Linked DNA regions of Homo sapiens: region 1 is linked to region 2. Evidence: read pairs that join two places in POLR2A ChIA-PET (ENCODE). Cell type or tissue: B cell. All regions are shown on one strand.

Region 1 (8,000 bases), 410 kb before region 2:
TCCTGGTTTCCTCTTTAACAAGTCAGGGGAAACATCTACAAACCGAAACGAATTACTTATAATATTTTTAACAGAACTTATGTCAATTACGCAGAAATGGGCAACTTGGTCTAAACTTCAGAATTTCTTTTATAGATTACAAGTATGAAGACTAAAAAAGTGTTGCATTTCTCAAGGGACACATAGTGGTGAGAGGTTTATCTCATGTACATTTTAGTTACTTGGAAAGCTAGATTTTCCTCAAAAGTCAGAAGTTCTTTAAACAAGGTAAATTTTAAACCTTAGTTAAGTTTTCAAACTCCTAGGATGTACTTACTAGTCAAAGGTATTTTTGCATTTCAAAGGCGGCTGAATTTTGATTTGTGCCAATGCTGATCATTTCAGGCGGTATGAAATACTACACCCTTGGTAAACCCGTTTATGGAAATATCAGTATTTTTAACAGTAAACCTCTGGAAGTTTCTTTATTTTGATGGGAAGAGCAAAATAGCATAACACCCACTATCATATGCACCAAACCAACAAACAAAAACAAGAAAAACATCGAACTAAAGTTATCAAAGGCTTACACTGCCTGCTATTCCAGGGCCTAGAAACTGTGAAACTTACCCCAGAAACACTGGGTTGTGGGAGAGCCAAGACCATGGTGGCAGCTTGGCATCCTTGGCACTGGGTTACTGATCTATTTCTAAACACAGTTCTAATTTCAGCTTTTTTATATAGTCATAGTTGCTCTGTCATTATAAACATTTTCTTCTAATGCAGCCTCTACAATAGTTTAAAAACAAAAGTTTAGTAAATTGCACCTGTCTTCAGTATTTCCAACAATTCTATGGTAAACTCATTAATAATACTAAGGTTTTCTTTCCTCTTATTTTGGCAAATAATTCTTACTTTTCCCAGGACTGTAAACAAATTTAAAAAATTAAATTCTTGTTATTTCTGAGTATCAAAACCAATTTTATTTACATTAACATATTACATTGTTACTGTGTGGATAAATGTGAAATATATTATTAAAATCAGAACACTTAAATGTACCATTATTTATTGAATTAGCTGTGGAATTTAATTTACTGAAATCCTCTAATGAAACAGCACTACAGGAAACTCCCCTCTCCCCTAGGTTTATTTTTTCCCCCCTCAAAGCCATTATATCTTAACATATAAAGGGAACCTGGGAGTAGAGGGATTAATATCTTTTTGTAATAAATATGGTTTAGTTCTAAATTGGAACATCCAGATACCAATATGCTCACTGAAGTCAAATTATTTTGTAAACTGCAGGTACCACAAAGAAATTGGATCTGCATTACTATGAAAATTCCAATGCCATGATAATCCATACCACCAGTATAGCAGCAATTCTAACAGCCCCCCTACTGTCATACTAATGCAGGCTGACCAGTCTTTTCACAGTGATTAAATGCAATTCTAGCATATATAACCTACATGTTTTCTTAAAGAGGTTTCTGATTTTTTTGGAGAGGAGGAGGAAGATTAAAAGACATTCAAAATACATCTTATCAAAGAAATTTATAATATACACCATACTCTATTCTTGGAAATTATTTAACAAAATAAAAATATCAGCTACCCTAAATGTCACGTACCATTCCATTTTGCTATGGAGCTAATGCAAACATCTATGAAAATTACCTTCTGGGAACAATTTTCAACACTTTGTTCACTGATTACCCTGCTCAGAATTAGTTAGGAAAGAAGAGGGGGAGGGGAAAAAATATATATATATATATAATTACTATACTTAGTATAGTTTTGGTTTACAAAAAACAAAACACAAAAAAACCACCTTTAGCAAAATTAAAAATTAAAAGATAATCAACTGGAGAAAAAAATAAACTAGTTTGGATGACTGAGTTTGGATAAGGACTTAGAAGCCATAGTTTTAATTCAGTAATGTTAAGATATATGTGGTCGCACTTATTTTCCTGTAATTATTGCTAATACTCAAGTGTTAGTATTTCTTAAGAATCCACTATAAAATATGAAATTTCCCTGCCCTCCCCCCCAAGTACCTTGTCTGTGGCTTTATGGTGTCAAGTCACTGAGGCTTGACCTCTATGGTTCTTTCAGTTTTGTACGGTTAAAAAAAAAGTCCACAGCTAAAAGATTAAACATACTGGGGTTATAATACTATTTCTCTCATAAACTTGTATCTTGAAAAATGTATAAATAGGACTAACACTTTACTCTGTAGGATGAAGAAGGGAAAACCACAGAAGGCAGAGCTCTGTGCAAATGGCTTTCATCACTGGCCAGTAGTAGCAGTATTCAAGAATTCATCCTCTCTTACAATTGAGATTTCTCAGTTAAAAGTTTCCTGACCTCCCACTTTCTTTGCAGTTGTTCTGAACACTTACATATACCAGATACACGCCAAAAGTAGAAGAAAAAAAGTTAAAGAAAAGGCAGCATTAAATTTAGGCAAGGCTTCGAAGAGTTGATCATCTGGCAACATGGCAAACCGGATGGGTTCATTATAAAACAGGAAGTGCAGCATTACAACATGGGGGGAAAGGGCAAGGACAGGGAAGGGGTCACTAGTGAAGAGCCCATGTTAAGTTGATTTTAAAAAAGAAAGCAAGCAAGCTTCACACGATCTTCTTAATGCTATTACGTTTGAAACTGCCAGCGCTTCTTTGCTTCTGCACTTGGCTTGCGGATCCGTGGCGAGTTCGTCCACTGTTACAGTGGCCAGTGGTAGGGGAGAGTTCAACGTTCTCCTTGTCGATTCCTGGAGAAAAAGAGAACAGCCAGTTACTTCTTCTTTTCCTTCCAGGACTGAATTTCATTGCAGTCATGTGTCGCTTAACAACGGGGACACATTCTAGGAAACAATCATTAGGCGATTTTGTCTGTGCAAATATTGTGGAGTGTACTTACATGAACTTAGATAGCATAGCCTACTACACACCAAGGCTATATGGTATAGCCTGTTTCTCCCAGGCAACAAACCTGTACAGCAGGTTACCATATTGTGTACTTTATGTAGTTGTAACACAATGCTAACTATTTGTATATCTAACACAGAAAAGGTACAGTAAAAATACAGTATTATAATCTTTCGGGACCACTGTCTATATGTGTTCTGTTGTTGACTGCAATGTTGTTATGCAGCACATGACTATATTTGTGATAAGATACAACCTGGCAAATTGTTTATGCACATTTCATTTTAATAGTCAATTGCTAAAATGTTTACTAAGTTAATGTCACATGGAAAACTTCACATTTTGTTATGCAAAGTTTGCTATCATAGCAGAAAATAGCACAAGAAAAATGAAAAGACAAGTTGCAAGGAAAAGCTAGAGGCTGGCAGGCTTGAACTAAATGAAAGGCTAGCAGCCACCAGGGAAGACTAGTGCTCCTTCCTCCAAATCATACCAGAAACTTCCAGCAGAGGTCATCTTCTAGCCTTATTCACATCCTCATTCATGTTTATAAACAGAATATACTCTCCAGCAGCAGAAAGTACTGATCTTTCCAGCAAATTTGTCACTTCAAAGAAAACTCAAGATGCTTTTATTTTTTTAATCACAGTGCCTATCCCAAAGAAACTATTTACTGAGAAAATAATATATCACAAAGGTCATACTGTAGAATCTTTGCTTCTTTTCAGCTATGCCAAGTCATTTCACATTCTGCAACCTTAAACAGATGCCATTTATTTCTCTTGAGGAGGAGATTAAACCTCCAAAACCTGGGCCTAACAATGATTGATTATTTATTTAGAGACAGGGTCTTGCCCTGTTGCACAGGCTGCAGTGCAGTGGTGTGATCATAGCTCACTATAACCTTGAACTTCCAGGCTCAAGCTATCCTCTCGCCTCAGCCTCCCAAACAGCTAGGACTACAGGTGCATGCCACCATGCCCAGCTAATTTTAAAATTCTGTCTAGAGATAGAGTCTCACTATGTTGCCAAGGCTGGTCTTGAACTCCTGGTCTCAAGCAATCCTTCCATCTTGGCCTCTCAAAGTTCTGGGATTACAAGCATGAGCCACTGCACCCCACCCCAATTAATATTATAAATAATCTAAGCAGTAACTTCAGAAAAGTAACCAGAAACTAAAATAAGATTTTTATTTTTATCTATCACATTAGGAAAGATTACAAATTGGGTAACAGGACTGTGGTCACCCTTGCGGAAGTAGTGACTTAAGGGGGCATGAGGATGGCTTCTTGGGATGCTGGTAATGTTCTGTTTCTTGATGTAGATGATGGATTTTCAAGTGTGTTTACATTTTAAAAGTTCACTAAGCTGAAAACTTGCAATTTGTGAACTTTTCTGTTAAACATCAATAAAATTTACCCCCAAAATTAGACTGATTATACTTACTGCTGGCATAAATTTTGGCGGGAAAGCAAACAGCTGCAGAACGTTTTAGTAATTTGTATCAAAATGTACATTACTGATTGATATTTACTGATACAAAAAGATGACCACAATTTTTGGAGTAGGAAAAAAACACCCACACACTGTGGGGAGAGGGCGTAGGGCTGGGTAAACATCTGCCAAAATATTTTATCTCTGTCAGAAGCCAAAGGACTAAAAAATATATTTTACCTCTGTATGGCAAGATTTCAGCTAATTTGTACTTTATTCTTCTTTATATATTGAAATTTTAAATCTTAGAATAGAAAAATTTCCATTTTTGGACAAAAAGTAATATTTCAAGTCAAGAAGTATTCATTATGTTACAGAAAATGTACATAGATCTACCCAGTTAGTTATTTGTTGGCTCATGAACAGGAAATGAACTTGGGATGACCTCCCTCTAGGAGCCACTCATCTTTCATTTGGATTCAGCTCTGAATTCGACTCAAGAGTATCAGGCATCTGTAAGCACGTGGCCTGGTTTACACGTGCTCAACAGAGATTTGCTGTCTTGAAAATCTGAACTGCTGTCAAAGGAACATGGGCATTTGTCAGTGACTGTTTATGAACATGTGCACTGCATCAGGCATATGAGTGCAAGGAAAAACATCAGCGACATTTCTCCAGGAGGTGAGCATAGCTGAACCACCACTGAAAATCTGTTCTATTCAAATCTTTTTTAAAACCCTTATTAAATTTTTTAAGGCTAGTCATGTTCTAATCTAATCTAATCTAATCATATGCATAGAAAGATGACTAGAAACATTCATGGAACTTTTCTCTGGGTAACAGAATTCTGGTCTATTTAAATTCTCTTCTGTATATTTATTTGCATCCTCTCCAGAGCTATTTACAAAAGAAATAACAAAACTGAAAGAAAGCTGCTCATGATCTCTGGAATGTGCCTTGAGCTTCTTTGGGATGTATGTTTGTGTAGGCTCTTTTAATTGTCTTGCGTATCTCTACAAGATAAAATTCAACCCATATTTTTTTTTCTCATATCCTTTTCCTTCATGATGCATTATTCTGTCTCTTGCCAGAACTACTTTCTCCTTCCTTGCTTTTAAATTAACTTGCCTATGATTCTACAACTTGTACATCCATCTTCCTCTACTGAGTAAAGGCACTGAGAAGGGTAAAGATCATTATTATTCATTTTTGTTTTCCTGTAAAATCTAGTTATTTTTTCAATACATTGAAAAATTATTTTCAATTAATACTGAATGAACTGAACACTTCCATTTTAAAATGTGATAGCTAGATACCTGTAATTCAGAGCCCCAAAGCATGCAATCCCTGATCTCCAGAGAGTGGTATAATATTTTTAGTTGAAAAGATAGAACTTTTTTTTTTCCCTTTGGCATCCTCCACTTAAAATTATGAATTTGTCAGCGTATTTGACCTTCCATTTCCTCAAATTTGCATTTGGCCTACAAGTTTCAAGTCCAGTAATTCTGAGTTGTTTCTTTAATAGAAAATAAGATTCAGGCAAAACTAGGACCTTAAAAAGACAAAGGTTTGAAACAACTTGGAGCTGGCCCGCATGCAGGAGGGGCATGAAGCATGGATGACCACTAGGAAGGCCCTGTGACTCTCTGCCAGCAATCTGCTACCCTGGGGCTCGTTCTTGTGTGTCTTGCTACTACTAGACCATGGCCTACTCTGAGGGGAAAACAGTCATGACATGGGTGGCAATGCTTCTGTTTGGGCACAGTGTTATTCCTGAGAATTACAATTACATAAATTGTAGTAATGTAGATGAAGTCACTAGGGTGAAGGTATCTTCAAAAAAGTGCTAAGAACATTCCACTTTCTGTTTTGTGAAGCAAATAACCGTCAAACCTCAAATAATTTTAAAGGCCTTATTTATCTCCTGTTAAATGTTGAGGGTACAAAACAAGCTATAAAGTTGTTCACATACTATGACCTCAAGTATATAAAAAAAAGAAACTGGAAGGAAATGCACCAAAATGTTAATAAACAGTGGTTATCTATCTTAGAATGATAGGATTGTGGGTAACTTTTTCCTTTTATTTTTCTGAATTTTCCAATTTTTTTCCTAATGAGCACATTAATTAAAAATGTAAAAGTACGAGTGACTTGTCAGCCCCATCCCTCATAACCAAAAGCTTCAACACTATGTCAAAAGTTGATATTCTACTTCTTTTCTCAAATTCATTTTTCATCTAAATTCTTGTTTTTGGAATGTATGTTTTCTTCCTACTTAGTGACCCAACTGTATAAATCACACATAGGTAAATGTGGTGTGACTGTGATTCCTAAGTTCAACTTCACAGCAAAGATGTTTTACTGTAAGGATCAAAGGAGAAACTAACAAAAATCTTGGAAAGTCATTAAAAAAAAACAATTAAAATGCATTACGTTTACACCAAAATATATCTTGAAAAAGCCAAGGTAGTATGAAACAGAATGATCATAGTATCTAGTTCTGGCATTTAAGTTTCTCAGCATAATTCTCACTTCTAAGAATTTTGGCAGCATTCTTTCTTTTTATCCTCTAAAATTAAATCTAGAAATCTCTCTAGGAACTGGTGAAGGATTTCACCTCAATATCCCATAGGAAAAACTCTCAGATTATCTGATAGACCACTCCAATGCAGACAGAACACATCCTGTATTGCTATATGCCATATTTTAAGTTAGTGAGAAGGCCTTGGTGCTGCACTTCTTTTCATCAAAACCCCTTTAAAGTTTTGTATTCTGGTATCTCTTTTGCCCCTAAAGCATTGGCTCTCCTTTCTGGCCTTTGGTGGACAACAAACAGACAAAACTACAAAGTGACTGACAGAAACCCAGAGGCTACCACACAAAGGAAATAAAGCTAAAACTTCTGTGGTCCTGATTTGCCAGCTTAAATGACCCCACAGATATGCTGTGGTCAAACATGCAGCCAATTACAAACATGCAGAGCAGAAACAGCTGGACATTCTGTACAGCAGTATATCAGCAGTACTATGTTTCAATAAATTGTGGTGGTTCCAGATAAAGACAAAATCCTAACTAGAAGGTGTTATTGGCCAAAATTCAGTGAATTTGAGTAGCTGGGGAAAAGGATTAGATTACATTATTGTTATTTAAGTTAGATGTCTATCTTCCCTGCTAGAACATGAGTTCCTTGAAGGCAGGTATCAAGGTTTGTGTATTTTTACAACTAGTGATGTAGCTCCAGCCTGACAATTTTTTAGTCACTCATTTTTAAAAAACACTTTTGGTTTCCCAAACTGAAATAATCAGTTATAATAGTATCATGAAATAATAAAACAACAGAATCGCTTTTAACTCTTGAAAAGCTAAGGAAAAATGGGTTAGGTAATTTGTGAGAAGTTATACTACAAAAATGACAGACTAATAAAAACTGAAATCTCCTGCCACCTGTGCAGGAGCACTAGTAGGTTACCTTACTCTGCATTTAGTTTATTTCATATACAATATGGCAAACTTATTAGAAAACTCTTATTACATACAGGAGAACTTAAACATGTCAGAAGACCTAGGTTTGAGACTTGTTTGGATCAATATTCTTATTTAGTTGTAATTCTTAATCTGGCAATTAAGGATAACAGCAGACTTGTCTATTTC
Region 2 (8,000 bases):
GGCCCAGGCAGGCAGATCACGAATTCTGGAGATTGAGACCATCCTGGGTAACGTGGTGAAACCCCACCTCTACTAAAAATACAAAAAAGTAGCCGGGCGTGGTAGCAGGCGCCTGTGTCCCAGCTACTCGGGAGGCTGAGGCAGGAGAATGGCATGAACCCAAGAGGCGGAGCTTGCAGTGAGCCGAGATCGTGCCACTGCACTCCAGCCTGGGCAACAGAGCGAGACTCCATCTCAAAAAAAACAAAAATGTAAACAAGAGACACACAGCAAAAGAAGTGCAGCATAGGCCAGGCGCGGTGGCTCATGCCTGTAATCCCAGCACTTTGGGAGGCCGAAGTGGGTGGATCATGAGGTCAAGAATTCAAGACCATCCTGGCCAACATGGTGAAACCTCATATCTACTAAAAATACCAAAAATTAGCTGGATGTGATGGTGCATGCCTGTAATCCCAGCTACTTGGGAGGCAGAGGCAGGAGAATTGCTTGAACCAGGGAGTCAGAGGTTTCAGTGAGCCAAGATCACTCTACTGCACTCCAGCCTGGCGACACAGAGAGACTCCATCTCGGGAAAAAAAAAAAAGTGCAGCATAGAGTTATTTATTGTAAAGGAGAAAGAGGATTTTGAAAATTAAGTGCAGAATGGGCAGCACACTCAGAGAGAGGATTCAGGGTAGGCTGCTCATTTAAGGATGAGACAGCAAAAACTGGCACTAAGGAGACTCCCTTTATGGGAGTCTTATGTGATTATTCATAAGGAAGTGGAAAGAGGAGTTACTAGTAAGCATGTTCTGGGTGGTCTTCTGGGTGCACATGCACAGTAGTTTACATGCTTGTTCATACACCACATGTCTCATTACCATCTTAAATTTCCACCCAGGGGTGTATTTTTTACTATTAAAATAAGCAAAGGGTCAGTTTGAGACCAGGTAAAATCAAAGTGTGCATGCTGTCAGGGCCGGGCGCGGTGGCTCACGCATGTAATCCCAGCATTTTGGGAGGCTGAGGTGGGTGGATCACCTGAGGTCGGGAGTTTGAGAGCAGCCTGGCCAACATAATGAAATCCCATCTCTACAGAAAAATACAAAAATTAGCTGGGCATGGTGGCATGTGCCTGTGGTCCCAGCTACTCAGGAGGCTGAGGCAGAAGAATTGCTTGAACCTGGGAGGCAGAGGTTGTAGTGAGCCGGGATGACACCACTGCACTCCAGCCTGGGTGACAGAGCAAGACTCCATCTCAGAAAAAGGAAAGGACAGGAGAGGAGAGGGGAGAGGAGGGGAGGGGAGGTGAACCGCAAAGTTTGCATGCTGTCTACATGGGAAATTCCCTACTGCAGATAGCTTTGCTTGAATTAGCTCAGTTGCATTGTGAATGCTGAGGCTTATTGTGTTGACTGAATGGTCAGCATGATTGCTGTGTCCTGAGACCCTGGTTACTTCCTTGACTACCTACCCTGCATCAGTATGAACCAGAAGCCCCATACCTGGGGACTGTTGTATGTATGAATAATTTGTTCCTTTTTATTGCTAAGCAGCATTCCACTGGATAAACAAGGTATGGTATAGCCATATAGTGGAATACTTCTTAGCAATAAGGAAAGACATATTGACACATGCAGTGACTTTGATGAATCTCAAAGGTATCATGTGCTGTGAAAGAATCCAGTCTTTAAAAATTACAGGCCTGGCGTGGTGGCTCATGCCTGTAATCCCAGCACTTTGGGAGGCCGAGGCAGGTGGATCACGAGGTTGGGAGATCGAGACCCTCCTGGCTAACATGATGAAACCCTGTCTCTACTAAAAATACAAAAAATTAGCCAGGCATAGTGGCGGGCGCCTGTAGTCCCAGCTACTCGGGAGGCTGAGGCAGGAGAATGGCGTGAACCCGGGAGGCGGAGCTTGCAGCGAGCCGAGATTGCGCCACTGCACTCCAGCCTGGGCGACAGAGCAAGACTCTGTCTCAAAAAAAAAAAAATAAAATAAAATAAATAAAATAAAATAAAATAAAATAAAATAAAAATTACATATTAAATGATTCCATTTATATGGCATTTTTGAAAGTACAATCTATAATGATGAACGGATCAATGGTTGCCACGGGGCAGGGGAAGGGTGTGGCTACAAGGGAGTTTTGGGGTGTGACATAACTGTTCTTTGCTGAAGCAGAGTCTCACTCTGTCACCCAGGCTGGAGTGCAGTGGTGAGACCATAGCTCACTGCAGTCTTGAAATCTCAGGCTTAAGTGGGAGTTCAGCCTTGAGTAGCTGGGACTACAGGCACATGCCACCATGCCTGGCTTTTTTTTTTTTCTTTTTCTTTTTCTTTTTTTGAGACGGAGTCTCACTCTGTCGCCAGGCTGGAGTGCAGTGGCGCAATCTTGGTTCACTGCAACCTCCGCCTGCCGGGTTCAAGCGATTCTCCTGCCTCAGCTTCCTGAGTAGCTGGGACTACAGGCACGTGCCACCACAGTCAGCTAATTTTTGTATTTTTAGTAGAGACGGGGTTTCACCATGTTGGCCAGGATGGTCTTGATCTCCTGACCTCATGATCTGCCTGCCTCGGCCTCCCAAAGTGCTAGGATTATAGGCGTGAGCCACCGTGCCCGGCCAATAAATTTCTTTCTATAGCCATATATATATATATGTATATCATTGGTTCTGTTTCTCTGGAGAACGCTAATACAAGTGAAGTGTGATTCAAATTTTCTTTTCTTTTTCTTTTTTTTTTTTTTGGAGACGGAGTCTCACTCTGTCACCCAGGCTGGAGTGCATAACCCCCCAGGCCCAAGCAAGCCTCCCACCTCTGCCTCCTGAGTAGCTGGGACTACAGGCATGCATTACAGTGCCCATGCCTAGCTATTTTCTTTTTTTAGACGGAGTTTCCCTCTTGTCGCCCAGGCTGCAGTGCAATGGCTGTTCACAGGCATGATCCCTCTACTGACCAGCACGGAAGTGCTTCATTTCTGATCTGGGCCAGTTCACCCCTCCTTAGGCAAACTGGTGATTCCTCACTCCTGGGAGGTCACCATGTTGATGCCAAATTTAGTGTGGACACCCAATTAGCATTGTGCACTAAAGCCCAGAACTCCTGGGCTCAAATGATCTTCCCACCTCACCCTCCCCAGTAGCTAGGACTACAGGCACGTGCACACCTGATATCTCTGAGCCTTTACACATGCTTCTTTCTCTGCCTCCTCCCACCCCAACCCAACTATCTTCTACTCTTTCTTCAGGATTCAGCATAGGTATCATCTCTTTTAGAGAACTTTATCTGTCAGGACTGATTCAAGTAATAGAAACTTCCTTGCACTAACAAGCCAAAAAGGGAAAAAGGGATTTAATATAAGAGTATAGAAGCATACTCTTCCTTGAGGAAGGAATCATCCAAAACCAAGCACTCCATTTCATTAGGACTTTATCTCTTGTGTCTGTTCTTTCCCACCCTTAGAATCCCAGTTGGCCTCTTCAAGTAGCTTTGTTACTGCCTATCTATACTTCTCGTTCTTCTCCTCTAGACCATAAGTTCCTTGAAGGCAAGACTGTACCTTTATTAATTTCCTCATCCCCAGAACTTAGCAGAGTACACCCAACAGAGTTCACAGGTGGTCAAAGAGGCAGACAAGTAAACTGGCCCTTAATGCACAACCCAGCAAGTGTCCTTGAAAATGCACATTTTCAAGGTGCTTCCAGAGCCAGAGGAGATAGAGAGGACTCACCTCCCTATCTGGGCAGTCGAGAAGCTTCAGGAAGGACACAGGCTTACGCATTGCTTATCCTTTGATTGGGGGATCCAAAGGAAAGTCCCATACAATGCATAGATTTTTTTTTTTTTTGAGATAGGGTCTCACTCTGTCACCCAGGCTAAGTAAAGTGGTGCAATGAGGGGTCACTGTAGCCATGACCTCCCTGGCTCAAGTGATCCTCTCACATCAGTGTCCGGAGTAGCTGGGACTACAGGCATTCATTACCATGTCCAGCTAATTTTTTTTTCTTTGTAGAGATGGGGTCTCACTATGTTGCCCAGGCTCTTCTCGAACTCCTGGTCTCAATCCTCCTGCCTCAGCTTCCCAAAGGGCTGGGATTATGGGCATGAGCCATCACACCCAGCCACGGAGAATCAGAGAGTCTCTTAAGAGACCTCCCAGCTCCTTGGGTCTCCATTGAAGCAAAGAGAGAACATCCAGTGTATTTCTGCGTGGTGCTTGAAGACAGAGGAAAGGAACAACGAGTCACAGAGCAGGGGACTTGGTGCTCTGTTTCTCTAACATTTCAGCCATCTGAGATTTCATTCAGTTCCTCTTTTTCTTTCTGATACGGAGTCTCGCTCTGTCACCCAGGCTGGAATGCAATGGCGCAATCTCACTGCGCCCGGCCATTGACTACTTTATCTTTCACTCTTCATTTTTGAAGAGTCTGGGTCAGATGTTTAGCAGAATGCCCCTAATGTGGATTTGTCTGATTATTTCCTCATGGTTAGATTCAGATTAAACTTTTTTTTTTTTTTTACAAGATGCCACTTGCATGATGCTGTGGGTGCCTTTTCATTGCAATGCCTCCATTTCAGATGTGAGAAAGTTCTGGGCCTGTAGGGCATTTCAAGCCTAGGTGTGTATGGGGGAGGAGGGGATAGATGTTCATCTATGCACCAGATCCTCAGATCCCCGAGGTGGGTTGCGGGGAAGGCCCAGGGAGCTGATGGATAAAGCCACAGCTTCAGTCCTGGCAGAGTTCACTGCCAGGAATGGCTGCTGACTGCGGGGCACTGATGGTGGGCAGCCAGGGCCGAGGTGCAAACTTCTTCCCACAAGGAGTTCCAGGTGTTCAGTGGCAGCCAGTTCCTCAGTTAATGGGTCACCTGCTGCTGCGGCCACTCTCTGTTGATGCAGCTGCAAGGGAAATGAAGAGGGCTGAGGGAGGTGGCCATGCCAATGCTGTCCTGTGGAGGAGAGGGACAGCAAAGGGACAGGCGTACAAAGACAGAGGGAGCCATGGCCGGGCACAGTGGCTCATGCCTGTAATCCCAGCACTTTGGGAGGCCGAGGCAGGTGGATCACTTGAGCTCAGGAGTTCGAGACCAGCCTGAGCAACATGGTGAAACTCTGTCTCTACCAAAAATACAAAACAAATTAGCTAGATGTGGTGTCACGAGCCTGTAGTCCCAGCTACTTGGGAGGCTGAGGTGAGAGGATTGCCTGAGCCCAGGAAGAAGAGGTTGCAGTGAGCTGAGATCGCACCACTGCACTCCAGCCTGGGTGACAGTGCAAGACCCCACCTCAAAAAAAGAAAATTAAAAAAAAAAACACAAAGACAGAGGGAGCCAGAATAAAAAACAGAATGAAAGAGTGAGAGCCAGGGCGTCAGAGGGAATGCACACACCAGCAAAGGAGAGAAAAGTGGAGGGACAGAGACAGAGAGAAACCAAGAGATTCATAAATGGCAGCCCACAGAGAAAAGAAAGCACCAGCTGATATGCCTCACTCACAATTTGCAAGTCCCTTTCTGAGGTTCTCTGGCTTTGGCCTTTATGGGACAGTCAAGAGAGTCTGTGTTTATATCAGTCAGACTCAAAGGGCACAAGTGTTTCCCCCAAGGGGCTGTGCGGGGGTCACCTGCTCAGTCTGTACTTTTCCAAACACAGAAATTCTCCTTTGTGCCCCAGAAGCCAGGTCCTGGGCCAGCAGTTTCCTGCCGGAGCTCGGCATGTCTCCCCTTTTTTCACAGGGCTGTCAGCATTGAGGAAGCCCTACTGGTAAAGAGGAGGAACAGGAGAGAGGCAGACAGAAGGGAGGACTCAAAGAAAAGAAGCCACTAGAAATAGCCTTCCCTCTGGAGTGGGGAGGAATCCAAAAATCCCAGGAGCTGCCCAGCGGGTGTGACCTTAGCTAATAATAACAGGCCAGCGTTTTCTCACGAGAAAAAGGATCAGCATAGAGCACGGTGGAGGGAAAGAGAAGCTGCTTAGCCCCCACACCGCAAGGGGTACAGACAGCACCCAGGGGTTCTGCCAGGGCCAAACTCCTCTAAAAGCTCCTGGGGAAGGGCTCGGTTAGGGGAACCCAGAGTGGACAGAGGAGACCTTTTGGCAATAATGGCATGTCTGTGCTTTTCTTTTGCAGGAAGAGAAGACAATGAAAAGAGCATAGTCAGGAATCAGGAATCTTTTGTGGTATCAAAGCTGAACCTAAGTGAAGAAGCAATTTTCTGTCCTCTGCCCTTGTCCAAAAGAACACCCCTCAGTTCCTGCTTCTTACTAAGCCGGTTGAGGGGCGTCAAGGGGCTGGACAGGACACCCCGCAAACTTTCCAGCCATTCCTGCTGTTCCTTCTCACTGGGGCAAGTGAGGACAAATCTCCGCTCTGGGGTGACAATGGTGAGTCCGGCTTTCCAGCGATTTCCTCGGATGCCCTTGGGCAGGTCTTCGTAGGCTTCATATCCCTGCTCCTTGTTCCCAAGAAAAACCTGGCCCTGCTCGAAGGCATCCTGAAAATGGAGAGTACAGGGTCATCAGAGGGTGCCCCCAGGGCAGAGGGGCCCTGCAGCCCTGACAGCCTCCAAGCTTTATTTTGGGAAAGGGGTATGAGGTCCCTGCTGGGATTTCTGCTAAGTGGGACCCAGAATTTGAAAGATCAAAACCCTAAAATAAATCATACACATCATCTATTGAAAAGATACCGAGGGTGGGCCTGGTAGTTCATGCCTGTAATCCTAGCACTTTGGGAAGCCAAGGCAGAGGATTGCCTGAGGCCAGGAATATGAGACCAACCGGGACAACATAGTGAGACCCCTTCTCTACAAAAAAAAATTATTAATTATTATTATGAATTGTTTTTGGAGACAGGGCCTCACTCTGTCACCCAGGCTGGAAGTGCAGTGGCACAATCATGGCTCATCCCAGCCTCAACCTCCCAGGCTCAGGCAATCCTCCCACCTCAGCCTCCCAAGCAGCTAGGACTACAGGCATGCACCACCACACCTGACTAATTTTTAAGTTTCTTTTTTTTTCTTTCTTTTTTTTTTTTTGAGACGGAGTCTCACTCTGCACCCAGGCTGGAGTGCAATGGCATGCACCCTCTGCACCCTCTGCCTCCCGGTTTCAAGCGATTCTCCTGCCTCAGCCTCCTGAGTAGCTGGGCTTACAGGCACGCACCACCACGTCCGGCTAATTTTTGTATTTTTAGTAGAGACAGGGTTTCACCATGTTGGTTAGGCTAGTCTCGAACTCCTGAGCTCGTGATCTGCCCCGCCTCAGCCTTCCAAAATGCTGGGTTTACAGATGTGAGCCACCGTGCCTGGCCTTAAGTTTCTTGTAGAGATGGGATCTCACTATGTTGCACAGGCTGGTCTCGAACTTCTGGGCTCAAGCGATCCTCCTGTCTCAGCCTCCCAAAGTGCTGGGATTACAGACAAAAGGCAGCACATCCAGCCCTAAATTTTTTTTTTTTAATTAGCTGGGCATGGTGATGCATGCCTGTATTCTGAGCTACTTAGGAGGCTGAGGCAGGAAGATAACTTGGGCCCAGAAGTTCAAGGTTGCAATGAGCTGTGATTGTGCCACTGCATTCCAGCCTGGGTGACAGAGAGAGACTCTGTCTCTAAAAAAAAAAAAATAAGTGATACCTAACATTTACGGAGCACTTATTAAAATCAGCATCAGGAATTACAATGCTTTATATATAGTAACTTAAATAACCATCATGGCAACCTCTGGGGAAGGCATTCTTATTAAGCCTGTTTTTCAGAGGAGGAAACCGAGGCACAGAGCACTAAGTACACGGCTCAAGGCAACACTACTACAAGTGGCAGGGCTGAGACCAGAGCCCAGACGGTGGGGTTCTAGAGTCCACCACACTCCTAACTACTACACATCACGGCCTCTTGGTTAGAAGTGAGCCCTGGAGACTAGAGGAAGAGATACACCATATTTAACTACCATGGGCAGCATTTTGGATACTCATAATAGACTTCCTGAAAGCGAGGAGAAGCTTCATGCCATAGGAGATT

Evidence for each region. Peaks named below come from ENCODE experiments on the same cell type or tissue, not always from the same donor. Only the 100,000 strongest peaks of a DNase experiment are listed, where the experiment ranks them.
Region 1: POLR2A ChIA-PET joins it to region 2 with 6 read pairs; 3 of 35 experiments call an interaction of 5 or more read pairs at or near these places.

Annotation. Positions count from the first base shown.
Region 1 is chr17:31,368,771-31,376,770 of GRCh38, reverse strand. It overlaps NF1 (neurofibromin 1), which reads right to left. Exons shown (of 58, transcript NM_001042492.3): 58 at 1-2,758. The coding sequence ends at 2,616. Among named protein-coding and RNA genes, the nearest start is that of RAB11FIP4, 19 kb to the left of the region's middle. RefSeq lists a silencer at 4,766-5,060. In B cell, CTCF peaks have their summits at 3,205 and 3,412; a DNase peak (open chromatin) is centred at 3,410; H3K27ac peaks cover 518 bases.
Region 2 is chr17:30,954,720-30,962,719 of GRCh38, reverse strand. ADAP2 (ArfGAP with dual PH domains 2) reads right to left here. Exons shown (of 11, transcript NM_018404.3): 10 at 6,251-6,479; 11 at 3,398-4,885. The coding sequence ends at 4,851. It also overlaps a transcript of RNF135 not described here and the pseudogene RN7SL138P. Among named protein-coding and RNA genes, the nearest start is that of RNF135, 12 kb to the left of the region's middle. RefSeq lists a silencer at 2,198-2,247 and enhancers at 4,374-4,873, 5,457-5,506. In B cell, no CTCF peak of the experiment used is centred here; DNase peaks (open chromatin) are centred at 1,319, 2,139, 4,299 and 5,621; H3K4me3 peaks cover 2,097 bases; H3K27ac peaks cover 4,481 bases.